Regions from separate parts of the Mus musculus genome. Here region 2 is linked to region 1. Evidence: chromatin contacts called from ENCODE Hi-C data. All regions are on one chromosome and are shown on one strand. The core of a region is the stretch at or near the end of the contact, and the rest is flanking DNA. Distances in the headings are between cores, read along the strand shown.

Region 1 (7,328 bases), core at 1,806-4,305:
TATATGATCAACTCTAATTCTGTCATTTGAAGTTTTTCTCCATGTGACAGGATTAGAGTAGATATGAAGAGAAGATGAAGAATAGGGCTCCTGGATGGTAGTGACTCTTCTTGCTATGTTTAGATCCCACTGAGGAGAGGCAGCCACACTGCAAAGGAGGATGAAAAATGGATTCTTCCTGTGTTCCCAGGGGGAAAGGAAAATGAGGTCTGTATAACACATGCCCTGGGCTTTTGCACATCTTTCACCTCTGTGGAACTGCTAGAGACAAAATGTGCTTGGCTCTGGCATTTCTGTCAGAGTACCACAAGTGATTCAAGCAAGATCGGCTTGTCTTTTCTATGTCCCTCTTAAAAATTGTTATCTGTGATTCACAGGGATTTCTGCCTTCCTCCTCACTTGACTTCTATGCTCTGAAACCCTGCAAAAGACTGTCTTGGCATCATTGGTCTTTAATTTGTCTGTGCATTGAAACTTTATATCTAGGTTGCAACTATCATTAAAGTTATAATGTTTTATAACTGCTAATTATTTAGCAATCCTTTCAATAAGAATGCTTTACACTGGACTCTAGATAGTAAATTGAATTTTGTTCCTTAATATCAAGGCTTTTTGTCAAGTTACTACACACATTTCAGGGAATAAGGTCATCTGGCCTGGTGCTGTTTGATGATGAGCCTGGGGTTTGGGGTAGGGATGATCCACAGGGTTTTTCATAAGTGAAAATCTAATTTTGTGGCACAGCTCTGAAGAACTATATAGGCATAGATTCTTCTAATCCTTCTATAATGGCTCTTATAATGGTAATATTCTTTATTATTCATCATCTGCCCCACTACCCTCTCTCATCCACCCTCTTGTTTCTTGGTCTCCCCATAACCCCCTAATCCTCTCTGCTCGTTCTGTGCCCTCTGTTACTCTCCCCTGCCTGGAATATATACTCTTCTCTCCTCGTGGTTCCTTTCCACTTTCACAACGCCATAGCATACATACATGCATACATATATGCATACATACATGCATGTGCACATACATAATACATGAATTTTATTACATTAATACACATTAACATATTAAATCCATTTGTGTATATGAAAGACAACATCTATTTGCCCATTTTGAGTCTGCCTTATTTAACTTCACATAATTACTTCCAGTTCTGTCTATTTTTCTACAAATGTCTATTTTTCTACATTCTTCTTTAGGATTAAATAAAACTCCATTGTCCATGCATACTCCATATTTTCCTTTTTATTATTTTTATTGGGAGGGAGGGAGGGAGGGAAGGAGGGAGAGAGAGAGAGAGAGAGAGAGAGAGAGAGAGAGAGAGAGAGAGAGAGAGAGTCAGAAGACAACTTGAAGGACTTTGTTTTCTCCTTCTACCACGTGGGGTCTGGGGCTCAAACTCATGTCATCGGGCTTGGCCACTCATGCTTTCACAAAACATTCAGGCAACTCAGCAGCCCTATGTTATTATTTGGGGATCTCTACACCCAGTTCTTTAATGGCTACCCTGGCTTGCACTCCCACAGCAGTGAATAGGATTCCTCTTCCACACATCCACAGCGGCAATGCTGCCTTGGTTGTCTTGCTGACAGCTGCTTTGGTGGGATGAGATGACCCAAAGCATTCACGTTTTCCCCACGGCTAAAGATACCAAACAATTTTCCAAGTACTTGTTGGCCATTTGTAATTTTTTTTTCTTTTCTTTTGAGAACTGTATAAATTAGCTTTCTGATTGTGTGTGTGTGTCCTTTTTGAGTACCGATTGTTTCCATAACTCTGCAGAACATTTTGAATTTTGTGTAATAACTTCTTAAATTTTAGGGACATTGTCCTATTTTGGGTCATTTTCAGAACACTTTCACATATGCTGTATCTGGCAGTGTTTTCCCCTCTGCAACTTCAAAAGCTTCCGGCCTTACAGTTAAGGTCTTTGGTCCCTTGTGGAGTGATTTTTTTTCATGTGGGGTAAGAGATATGAATTTCTTTCATTCCTCTACATATGGATTCTAGTTTTCTTTCTTTTTAATATAATTTTTTTAATCGAGTCTTTGTGATTTTTTTGCACCGTGCACTCCAATCCCACTCATTCCCCAATTCTTCCATGTGGATTCTAGTTTTCTTAGCACCAGTTGCTTAAGTCTGTCTTTTGAAGTGTTGTTTATCTATCTCATACATAAAGAAGAATGAAGCTTTTGATAGTTTTTAATTCTTTCACTTGGAATTCATTTAATCCAATCCTTGGCATCTATTACTTTGGGATTTGTAAGTTTGGGGAGTCTGGTTGTCTTGGTTATAAATCTATTTATTTATTTTTGCTTTGGGTCCTGCAGATGTGGGAACTAGATCATTAATTATATTTTTCTTTTATCTTCATTTTTTTCAATGGAAGTATTTGCAATGCCCTAATTGGACTAGAATTAGTAGAATTGAGGTATCCCTTTTCTTACTACCACCACCACCAATAACAATAATAACAATGACAATAATAATAGTATAGCAGTAACAGTAGCAATAACAATAACAGCAATAGGAACAACAATAACAATAGCAATAACAGTAAGAACCACCCCCAACAATTCTCTTGGACTCAGTCACTGTATGAAACACAGGAGTCCCAACAGTATCACGCTAAGATGCTGATCTGAGTGGAAATGGGAAAACCAGCGGTTAGTGGGATGATAAAGAAAAAGGAGAGGAATGAAAACCAATGGAAGGAGACCAATAGGGATAAAGGAAGGAGAAAGGCAGTCTGCCTAAAGGTAGAATGAAGAGAAGCGAAGAAATCAATTAGGTAATCCAAAATAACCCCAGCCCGGAAGGCTCAGGCAAGGAGATCGCCAACCAGGCCAGCTTGTGTTCTCTGGAAAGTCTACCACAAAGAAAAAATAAAAAGATTGCTTTAATTTACGGTTGGAAGAGAAAAAGAAAAAATAAGGCAGAATGAGAACAGAGCAAGGGTCTGCGGTTGATGAAGACGCAGAGCCTGCCCTGTCTCTTGCCTGCTCTCTTGCTCCAGGCTTGCCTCCCCAGTTTTCCTTCCTGGGCTCCCAGCTGCCAGTCACACCCCAGACAGTCCTGCACGTTTGAGTGGCAGATGCAGGTCCCATTGAAGGGCCTGGTTCCAAACGCTGGCCAGACCCACTGAAGTTCCTGCAGGAGTCAGGTTGCAAAAGCCGCTCAAACCCCCGAGGATGCGGTTCTAGGGACACCACCACCCCACCCCACCCCCTTCTTGAAAAGGACAGCCTGTGTCCCCTGAAGCCTCTGGCGCTGATTCAAATGTCTTCCCCCACAGTCTAGAAGTATCCTTCTGGCCAGGTTTCAGCTTACAGCCTGACATTTCCTCTGGGTTTCCCTGGTGTGTCGTTCAGGGTGTGTTTGGGGTGGCAAAGCAGCTGACTCAGCTTGTCCTTTTTTGGTTTGTTTGTTTTAATGGCTTCTTGACACAGATCCAGTTGAGTGCCAAAGAGAAGGTTATTTCGAGTGTCTGCCACCCTGTGCTGCTGCAACTTCTGTCCCCTCTTCCCTCCCTTTCTCCTCTTTAAAGCAGCTACCGGAAGTACAGCCAGCGCTGGTTTTCTGAAGCCACTTCTCAAGCCAGGCTACATGCTGGCTATGTACTCCTTTTGATGAGAGGGAGAGTGCTACAAACTGCATGAATTCCTGAAGGTGGCCTCTGGGCTTTCTCTTCTATTCGATTTTGCAAAGTTTCCTATTTTATTTTGCTGCTGAAAATACAGATCTTTGTCTGTTGCTGACCTAGTCTGATAGCTTTTTTTTTTTTTGGCCCGGTTTATTTCCTGGAAATTTTAGCATACCTGAGTCATTCATTCTCTCATCCACCTCAATTCTTTAAAAATATTTCATTTTTAATGTGTACGAATTTCTTTCTGCATGTCTGTCTGTGCACCATATGAATACCCCTGCATATGCATGCCTGGTGCCTAACCACAGAGGCCAGAAGGTATCAGGATCCCCTGGAACTGAAGTCACAGATGGTTGTGAACACACACACACACACACACACACACACACACACACACACACACACCTTGAATTTTAATCCAATTAACTAGTGTGTGTCTCTTTCTTGGTAAACAAGACCATTTACATTTTGTGTTGTTATTTTAAAAGTTCTTTAGTGCTTGCAATTTTGTTGATTGCTTTACTGCTTGGCTAGGATGCTGTTTGCTTGTTTGGGTTATTTTTTGTTGTTGTTGTTGTTCTGTTTTATTTTGCTTTGTTGTTTTTTGTTTGCTTGTTTTATTGACAGTATGGGGGTCTTTCTTGTTTACCACTGTTAGATCTGTTGGCGTCCTTCCTAGCTGCCCTTCCTTAGTTTTCTCCTCTCATGAGATGGATTCTTCCTTGGATCCTCACAATTGAGGTTTGCCTTTCTCCTTCCTCTGTGTATAATGTTCCTTTAAGCATCTTCTGCAGTTTTTCCTTGTCTGGAACTGCGTTTGTTTCTTTGTCAATCTTAACAGATGACATTGATGGATAGAGCAACCCAGGCTGGCAACTACTTACTTTCAAGACTCATAATGCATCATTATGGACTGTCAGTGGTCTCTCAACCCGGGGCAGGAAGTTCGCCGCTCTTCCCCTACAACTTAGGCCACACCAGCTTAAGGTGCTTGTAATTTGGTGGTGAATTCCCAGAAGGGCAGTATGGCTCACTCTATGCCTCAGGGACCACATCACGGTCACCTTCAAATCTCACAAGTTTGATTAGAGTGTTCAGAGCAAGAAAATTAATCAAGATTCCATGATAGAGCACGTCAGCGCTGCAAAGAAGTTCTTGAATGGTGTGTAAAATACAGCAGATACAAGCCACTGTCAAGTCTAAGAAGTATGCTAAGTGTTCACAAAAGACAGTGATGGATTCTTACAGCACAACATGTGCCTGTGAACCTGAAGTGTGTGCGAAATGTGGAAAGAAGGAAGATATCGTTATTCTGTTTAACAGAGAAATAGGAAATACTGAAATCCACCAAGGTTCTAACCATAGAAAAAGCTACAGAGGAAGGGAAGCCGGTGTGAGGATCAGCTGCTGAGACATGCTGCACACACAGTTCCATGTTGTAAAACCCATGGAAATTGTTCAGAGGAACATTTTACATAATGTCAAGCTAAACAGTGGTGAGACCTGGTGATCGTATCAGAACTACCTCATGGAAAACTAAGATGATTTAGCTCCGTCGGTCCATTTTAATAGACTGTGACCCCCCCTCAGCAAAGGCCTCTGCACACCTTACAAGCAAAACACAGTTACACACATACACACATAAAATCACATGTGGTGATTTTCCTTCAAAAATATTTTTCCATACTCCATCTCAATGTTTATGCCTTTTGAAAATACTAGAAAGAAAAATCTAACCTTCATATTCGAGTGGAGATATCGTCAATACCAAATGCTCCTGAGGTTCTTCGCCATAAGCTTATCTTTCCCAGAGTTCCACCGTCCTGAACTATCACTCTACTGCCTGTGTTTCCTCTACCAGATAGCGCAACTTAGCTTCATGTGATTACTGAAGTTTCTGTCCTTGGTTTAAAACCCCAAAGCTTCAGAAAGGCAGCCTGGAAGAGCACTGAACTTTTCTACATGCTCTACGGACATTACTAATTTTAGTGTTCTGCTATGTTTTCATTGTGTGTGTGTGTGTGTGTGTGTGTGTGTGTGTGTGTGTGTGTGTGTGTCTGATCCATTTAAAATAAATTTGAGGCACTGGTTTGTACTTATAAGTTTTACAGAAGGGAAGGCAGGGGAACAGAGGGGACAGAAGGGGAGTGGAGGGGAGAGGAGGGGAGGGGAGGGGAGGGGAGGGGAGGGGAGGGGAGAGGAGGGGAGGGGAGGGGAGGGGAGGGAAGGGAATGGGCAAGCTGTAGATGTCTATTCCTTGCTTACCTTGGGCTCAGGCTGTCAAACTGCAGGGTTCTGAGATGCTAGGGCTGCTCCTGGCTGCTGAGGTAGGGATGCAGGGCTCTGAGATGCTAGGGCTGCTCCTGGCTGCTGAGATAGGGATGTACTTCATGGGTTTCCTGCAGACTGTGACTTTCCATTTCCTAGCTCTGACTCTCTTGTTCTTCACAGCTGCTCCAAGGGCTTTCTTCTGCCACTGAGCAATAACAGGTTAAACCCAAGCTCTCTGACTTGAGGTGGCCAAGGTGACACTGCCAATGTTTTCATCAGGGACACCTGGCTTACCGTTTGAAGGCGGTTCCTCTTCCTGCACAATCCTCCTACACACACACACATAAAAGCATGCATGGGCACACACACATGCATACATCCACACTCATATACACAGGCACATACACTCCAACATGCAAACACACACACTCACACAGGCACACATACTCACACACAGGCATATATATATATATATATATATATATATATATATATATATATACACACACAGACACACAGACACACACACACACACACACAGACACATACACAGGCATATACACACATATACACAGGCACACCCATACCCACATACTCACACAAACAGTCAAACATACACAGGCATACACACACATAGAGGCATACACACAGAGGAATATACATACACACTCAAACACACAGGCACACACACACACTCACACACACAGGCACACACACACACTCACACACACAGGCACACACTAAAAAGTAAGTAGTGCTTTCTGGATTTCCATGTAAGTTACCCACTTATTTTGAAGGAATTTTCACAGATTTTCCCCCTCCTTTTCTTTCTGTCTAGCCCTTTCCCCTCTGACCTGAGGGCTATTGAAAGTTGTTTCAGAGTGTCTTCTTTTAGAAAAATTAGATAATTTACCATTCCCTGCCTTTTCACACCAGACTCACCTGCCTTGTGTGTCACAGAGCTCTCTATACTGCATCCAAACCAGAGCCTGTTTCCCCATGCTACTGACTTATTCCAAGGACATTCATAACTGGCAGCATGGACACCAGCATTTACAATGTCATCTTCTCTAAAATCAATGTGCGTAGTAGTCTGTGAGGCTCCACGAACATGAAATAAATTACCTTGTCAAATGGTTTTGCCTTTGCCTTGAAATCTGAGGCACCCAGATTATCAATTGGTAATACTACATTAATAGTTTAGTATGTTCTTATCTGGTTATTTCTTCCTCTTCCTCCTCCTCCTCCTCCTCCTCCTCCTCCTCCTCCTCCTCCTCCTTCTTCTTCTTCTTCTTCTTCTTCTTCTCCTTCTCCTTCTCCTTCTCCTCCTCCTCCTCCTCCTCCTCCTCCTCCTCCTCCTCCTCTTCTTCTTCTTCTTCTTCTTCTTCTTCTTCTTCTTCTTCTT
Region 2 (7,328 bases), core at 2,020-4,519, 170 kb after region 1:
TAAATGACAGATGGTAGATAATGAGAGATCATTGATAAATAATAGATAGGTAGTGATAGATAATTATAGATGATAGATATGATAGAAGAATAATGATAGATAATGATAGATAATAGATAAGTGATAGATATTGATAGAAAGATGATAGATAGATAGATAGATAGATAGATAGATAGATAGATAGATAGATAGATAGATAAGAACCATTAGGTAGAAAAACCATAAGAGCAAGAAAAGGAAAGGAAAGACAGAGAGACAGACAAAGAGGGAGACAGAGAGAGGCAGAGAGAAAGCACAGATATCCATGTCCAAACAGGCATAACAAGAGAGAAATATAATCATCGAAATGTACTCATGAGCACAAACTTGAAGTGGCCACTTTTTAAGAACAAGTAAAAGGCCCCGGGAAGCCCAGGGGGCAGGAGTGCCCGAAGTGAGAACCAAAGGCGAGAGCCACAGAAGACACGACCTGCTCAGCCTTCCTGAGCATTCAAAAGCTGCCCCGCAGCATGGTGTGTTGGGGTGGTGAGGGACGAGGGCCCTGCAATTGCTTCTGCAGGTCTGACACAGAATCAAAATCAGGAATGCAGCAGACACCTTTCCAGTGCATCTGCCTAAATATTCGCATTGAAAAGAAGGCCAAAGTGAGAACTGAGAGTTGAGGGTCAGAGAACATGACTTACTCCATTTTAGAACACGCAGCCATGTTCGGCCTTAAGCTTCAACTTCCCAGGACAGCCCAGGCTTCTCAGACAAAGCCCAGAAAAAGAACAGTCAATCAGCAACTGCCCTGACATCAGGCCAGGGGCTTGCAGATACGAAAACGCCCCTATAAAGTAACCCTCTCTCCCTCAAGGTACGAACAAATAAGTGCACAAATATTCCATATCATAAGCTCAACTAATCCTGATGAAGGTGACCTAACCACAACTGGGAAAGCCCTCACTGGCTTTAAAGGGGGCCTGCGAGCTTCCCTCACAGTTGCCTACATTTTGTTTGGATGGTTGACCCCGCCTGCCAGCTGTTTCTACAGAATAAATGCTTTGTCTTTGCATACTGTTCCAGTCTGGGGTCTTCTTTCAGTGATCCTCAGACTCTTAGAAGAGCTGTTCTGCTGTTGTAGGATGCCTTCAGCACCCTGTTCTGTCATTGACCCAAATGAGGCTGAGATCGTCTCAGAGGGAAAATGATAGTTCCTCTCTGACTCACAAGCACAATGGAGTCTTCAGGAGGGGTGTGGACACCAGTGTGGGGCACCCCGATGTGTCTCCAAGCATAGAGTGAACACCAGAGTGCAGTACCCTGAGTTTCAGAGTCTCGGAACTTAGAATCTGGATGGTCAAACAGAGAAGCCAGGGTAAGGATGAGAGACTCTGTGCAGGCTCTTTGGTGTGTTCCCAACCTTCCTTGCTGGAGAATTTTCTAGAAATGGGGGTAAGGGCTGCCTAGTCTGGAGTGCTAAGGAACAGGAATGCTGGGGGTCTGGAGGGTGAGGGTGTCCTCCAGTGTGTCAGGGAGAGAACTTGAGTCAGGCAGGGTCACTGGAGGCTGTCCTGAGGACACTGAATGCAGGAAGTGAGAACTGGGAAGATTTACCCTCTGATTCCCAGGGGCACTTTGAGAAAAAAAGGGGGTGGGGGGGCAGTGTAAAGTTCAAAAACAGGAGAGCAGCATCAAAGGGCAAAACAAAAACAAAAACCCTTTACCAGAGCTCCCAGGTTTGTGTGTTTTCTGGCATTTAGTGTTGCGTTTTATAAAACACAACGGGATGGGGCATCCTGGCCCTGGCCTTCCGCCCCTTCCCCCCGCCCCCCAACAATCAAGCCATGTAACAGAAGGGGAGAGAGAGGGAGAGAGAGAGAGAGGGCGAGAGGGGAGAGAGAGAGAGAGAGAGAGAGAGAGAGAGAGAGAGAGAGAGAGAGAGAGAGAGAGAGAGAGAGAGAGAGAGACTTAATCCTTTTATAGGTGAGCCAGGCTGTACCTGGCTGTTGCTAGGTAACTATTGGGCGGAGCTTAGAGAAAATGCTAACATTTAGTCTTTTTTTTTTTTTTCTAAAAAAAAAAAAAAATGAAGCTTTAGACAATGACCACCCCAAGAGCATCATACCTTGGGCAAATTGAGGGCTCCAGGGAGCTACAACTTTGTTCCTGGATGTTTGTCCTAGCAGTGACAGACATACGAGGAGATACAGGCCAGACCCAGCACTCCAACCAAGCCTACCTTGCTGTCAGCTCTCTAAACTGTTTTCTTGGGACCTGGTTGAGCTAAATCCCCGTGCATCGAAAGGCTTCACTCAGGAATCGTCTGAACCACTTGTTAACTCCACAGGCTCCGTGTCTCCTCAAGACCCTGTAGAAAGCGATTTGTGTGAATGGCACCGTAAACCAAGAAGGTTATAAGGCAGAGCATGATTGGCTCCCTGGGGCTTATTGCAATAACTTTAATCTTCTGGAACGCATCTGGTATGAATTTAGGAAACGAACGGCTGAAACTCCCCCTAACACAGCTCTCTGGCCCGAGTGCGCAGTGAGATGGGCTATGTTTTCAGGCCCGGCCCCAGGCTCCTTACTAAACAGGCCTTGAAAAGCGTGGAACACAAAAGGGGGCGGGACTTTCAGTGCTTTGTCTTTGGGGAGGAAACAAACAGAAACATCTACCTTGAAGTGCAAGTGAGCCAGGCCTTCCTTGAAAGAGCATCTGTCACTAGGGATGGAGACTAGTCTGGCACCTGCATTGTCTTGCGGCAGTCTGTTTACAGGTCCACGAGGGGGCGGGGCTTTTGAGATCTTTGTAGCAAAAGAGTCCGTTTTGTTTTTGTTTTTGTTTTTTAACACCTGGGACTCTCACTGTCCATTGCAACCAAGTCCAAGGCTTGGGGACCAGCTTCTCCTATGTTTACAGCCCTCTGGGTCAAGACTGAAAATAATGAATATGTCAGGTCATGTCTCATCTCTGATTTGTCTAATCTCTTTCCTGTGGTCCTTCCAGGTTAATTTAGCGCACCCGGTCCTGGTGTTGCCTCTGGGGATTGAGACCTAAGAATGTCCTCTGTGCTTTGCATTTGGATTGTGAGTCTGGAGCGGGTGGGGGGTAGGATGAGGTCTCTTTGATGCTCTTGAGCTTCAGGGCCAGAGTCTTGTTTGGAAAAGCCACACTTGCCTGCAGACAAAAAAATAACAACTACTTTAGGAGCATGGGATAAAAAGCCAGGAATTCCTATACTTCTCTATGCTGGAGAGCTACCCTTCAAATGCATGTCCTTGTCACCTGAGGTCCCTGGAGAGTGACCAGCTTCAACAGTAAGAATCAGGACGCTTCCAAAAGTTTCGCACTGGCATAATACCTTTGCAGCCAAAGGCTTTGCTCAATCATGTTGGTAAATGAGGATGCTGGCTCAAGGTGTGAAATGGATCAGCAGGAAGAGCTACCTGACAGACAGGCAGCAGGCCTTACAGGCCTCATCCTTGCCAGGGTTAGGCATATCTCAGATGTCTCCTGAGCCTGCTTCCTTCTTAGATTAACAGATGAGGATGCAGTTGCCTGCCTACAGACTATGTTCTGTGTCTATGGTAGTAAATAAGAACTATTTACTACAGTAAATAACAGTAAACGTTCAGGTTTCCTAACTTCAACCCCTTCTGTAGTTCAGCATTTCATACACTGAAGATACTACATGGGTTTAGAAGATGATGGTCCATTGTGGACTTGGGAGGATGGCTATGAATGCCAGTGACTCTAGGTCTGATCGTAGGGCCACATACTGTATGGTTGGCGCCACCGTTGTTTACTATGAGATCTGGGAGAAGGGGCTGGAATTCCTGAACCCACAAAGCACCTTTGTGTGCCACCCAATGCTACCTGACTCACACTGGGCCTTGCCAGGGTCTGGAATCAGTGGAAAGGCAACGCTGCCTCTGCCCATCTTGCTAAGGTGTGGGGAGAGCACAGTAAGGGACAAGGGACAGTGCTGTCCTGAAGCTGCCGATGGCCAGCTGTGAGTGCTTGGGTGGGATTCTGGAGCTGGCCAGGTGCCAGCCCCTACACTTGCCAATTCCCCCGGGTTCTCTGCTAAGTGCAGTGGGGAGGTTTTGAAGGGTTTTGCACATTTCATACTGATGAGTGTATGTTTTTAATTTTGTGGAATTTTTGAGTATCAACTCAGGAATTTTCAAGAAACCTGGTCTTTCCAAAGAAAAATAAATGGTAACACTCCAGCATTTTACTTTAAAATCCGTTCTGAAGAGAAATGGGTTAAACTTGAGAAGGAGCGCAAATGGCAGGGCCTAGAGAAATGTCACTTACTCGTTTCTTTCTCTAAGAATCTTCCTCAGAGAGACCAGCTTACCTGATGGTTAGGGATACAGCAGAACCATACCGTAACACGGAGTTACCTATCGACTGTTATCTATGCACTGTCAATGCTTCTGTCAAGCTGTCTAGCACGCCTTAATGAGCAGTCAAGTCTTATTTCTGACTGTGATTATACACAATCCAGCAGCTACAGTAGGAGAGAGGAGTGAGGACCTCCCTCCCATTGAGACCAGAAAGATGTTAGTGGGCAGTCCCTCCCTCAGGATACAGACAGCAATGGCCTTTCTTCTCCCCTTGGAAGATGGAGGAGTGGGCGATCTGGACTCCCCCGAGGCCAGCCCACCCTCCCCTGCCTTTCTTTCTTTGGTCTATTTATGAGAACTCATAAATTCCTCCTCAACCACGGCCTGAGTTAATTTGGTTGAGTTTTAGTCACTTCTGACTGTTAAAAAGGTTTGGCGAATACAAAACGCCTTGCAAAAGGTTTGTACACACTCTGCTCCAGCAAGCTGGTGGAATTTTTATTGCTGTTTCCATGATAAAAGTTTCTCAAAAGTCACTTAAGCCTGGCCAATCCGCAATGTCCCATGAAATTCCACTGAACGTCCTGAGATGTCACCAAAGACCTGTCCACACAGGTTAACCAAGCTGGCCAGCTCCATATGTGGACCTATTTATTATATGCAAGAATTTTCCCGAATCCTCTGGTGTTTTCCCTAGCCGGACATCTCTGCTACCACAGATCCCTGTTGAGGCATGATCTAGTTAGGCAAAGTAGAGATAAGAGAAAAGGGATGGATGCTCATCAAGGTTTCTACTGACCTGAAAGAGCTGTTTCTCCAAAATGCTGGGCATGCCTCTGGCTGACAATCACCTTGAAGCCAGTGTTTGCTGCTCTATCAGATGGCCCTCAATCTGAAAGCAACCTTGCCTATGATCACTGATCATCACTGGACAGCAGCATCCATCAACCGACCCATCAGAGTGGGTGCAGAAGACATCCCAAGGGACTACCCACCAGCATCCTTCTGGGGCACAGCAAACCTGAATGGTATGACCCTGCCTTGGTCTCAATGGGAGCGAGGTTGTTGCTCCTCTTTCCTTTTCTGGCTGCTAGAGTATATATAATCATAGACAGATTCCTAGGAGCTAGAGCTCTCTCAGGGTCAGCTAGAGCAATTCTTAAGACTCTGTCACATACCAAGGTCCCTTCTGCCTGATCCTGTTTCCTCTCTTCCTTCCTCTTGAGTGATCCAGAAAAGAATCACAAATACACGTGCTACATGTTAAAACTGATAGACTGCCAAGTCTCTCTAGAATTAAGCCACCTACCTTCCCAGATGAAGTCTACCAGGCCACTCTTTGGCCATCCTGGACATCTTCCCCAGGTTCAGCTGATGGAATGAGATAGAAAGGGTATCTGGAGAGAACAGGGTAGCATTCGGGTCCAGCTACCATTAGCAAGAGTTACAGGACACCTGTGCTATCTCCGAGAACACCTTGGATAAGAAAGCGGCCATGCCCACCACAAAGAGAATCGCAGCTCCTACTGTGCAGCTTGAGCACAGTGAGGCTGACAGTGCTTTGAGCGATTGTCCCTCATCAGTAAAGCTGGTGAATGTCTGGACCAAATATGAAAGAAAAGACTGGACACCTACGTCCTCCTAAGGCACCATCCAGACCAGGGAAACAGTGAGGCCAGGCCTAAAAAGTGCCTACTTGTTCTCTAGTCTGACAGTTCTGTGACCCCCTACTCCCCATTTGGCCTTATGGTTACTTCTCATGTCCCCCACCCCCCAAATATGTTCTCTATTGTGTCCAACATGACCCCAGATTCTATCTTCATTTCTCTGCTCCCCAAAATCCCCCTTAACCCATTTCAAGTCTACTTTTAAAATCCTTTGCCTCTGACAATGAACTGAAATAAACCTTCATCAATTCTTCCGAGCTGAGACAGCAGGTTCGTGATGCTGCCCCTACAGCTTGGTCTCTATTCTGGGGAGTGTGCATGGGTTGGTATAGCTCAAGATCCTGGGTCTTTGCCTGAGAGGCAGTCAGTCACGCCAAAAGGTCTCTTCTTTCCTGCCTGAAGATTTTCAGGGAGCTGGAAGAAATGGGGAAGTCAGGAGTGGTAGTTGTTAATAAAGCCAAAATTTCCATTTCTGCTTCCTAATAACAAAGTCCCTGACATGACTGCTTTCCTTGTCAAAGGGAGGTGAGATGACTTGTACACCTCTGGTTGTCAGATGAGTCCCTTCTGCTCTGTGATAGACTCCCTTTCTGCTCCTGGAGACAGGGATGGATTCTAAGAACTTCAGGTAAGCATTTGGACTTCTGCACAAAAGCTGTATTGGATGTGTCATCAACAGGACTTCTAGTTGCCTCATATGTTCATCAACATTTGTCACTATGACAAAATGTCCATGGCAATTTATAAGGGGAAAAGGTATATCTGGCCTGTGATCTCAGAGGCTTCAATCCATGAACAATTGGTTCTGTTATTTCGGGTTTATGATAACAAGATATTATGATGGAAAAAGACTTCACCTCATGCACCTGGGAAGCAAAGAGAAAAGGAATGACCAAGGTTCCAGTAACTCACCAGTGACCCCAGTCACCTAATTTGCTCCCTCTTCTTAGAGGTTCCACCTCCCAGAGGCACCACTTTGGGGATCGGCCCTTTAATATACAGGCTTTAGGGAGACATTCAAGCTACACGCCATAGAACCTTTTAGAAGGGCAAAACAAATAATTCAAGACACTTGTGAGTAGGGAGTACACCTTCACTATGGTGGTTTGAGAAAGAATGGCCCTGTCTGCTTATATATTTGAATGCTTAGTCACCAGGGAGTGGAACTCTTTGATAGAAGGATTAGGAGGTGTGGTTTTGCTGGAGGACATGGGTCACCAGGGGTGGGCTTTGAGGTTTCAAAAGCCCAAACTATCAGATGTAGTCTGTCTCTCTCTCTTTCTTTCTCTCTCTCTCTCTCTCTCTCTCTCTCTCTCTCTCTCTCTC

What was found. Hi-C counts contacts between places; a loop is a spot of excess contacts on that map.
Region 2: a map of mouse trophoblast stem cell shows a loop between it and region 1 (2.7-fold over the local background). The contact joins the promoter of 2810048H02Rik here to the enhancer-like site in region 1. A Hi-C loop is called at or near these places in 12 of 37 maps with a recorded cell type or tissue (Patski, gastrocnemius, heart and 2 more).

Annotation. Positions count from the first base shown.
Region 1 is chr6:116,977,361-116,984,688 of GRCm38, forward strand. No RefSeq gene overlaps it. Among named protein-coding and RNA genes, the nearest start is that of 2810048H02Rik, 170 kb to the right of the region's middle. Within about 2 kb of position 3,056, at least 1 of the 3 ENCODE cell types and tissues checked has a DNase peak (open chromatin) inside an H3K27ac peak, as active enhancers do; it is heart, where a contact is called at or near this core.
Region 2 is chr6:117,149,273-117,156,600 of GRCm38, forward strand. It overlaps 2810048H02Rik (a long non-coding RNA gene), which reads right to left and starts at 3,270. Exons shown (of 4, transcript XR_377983.3): 1 at 2,659-3,270; 2 at 2,222-2,350.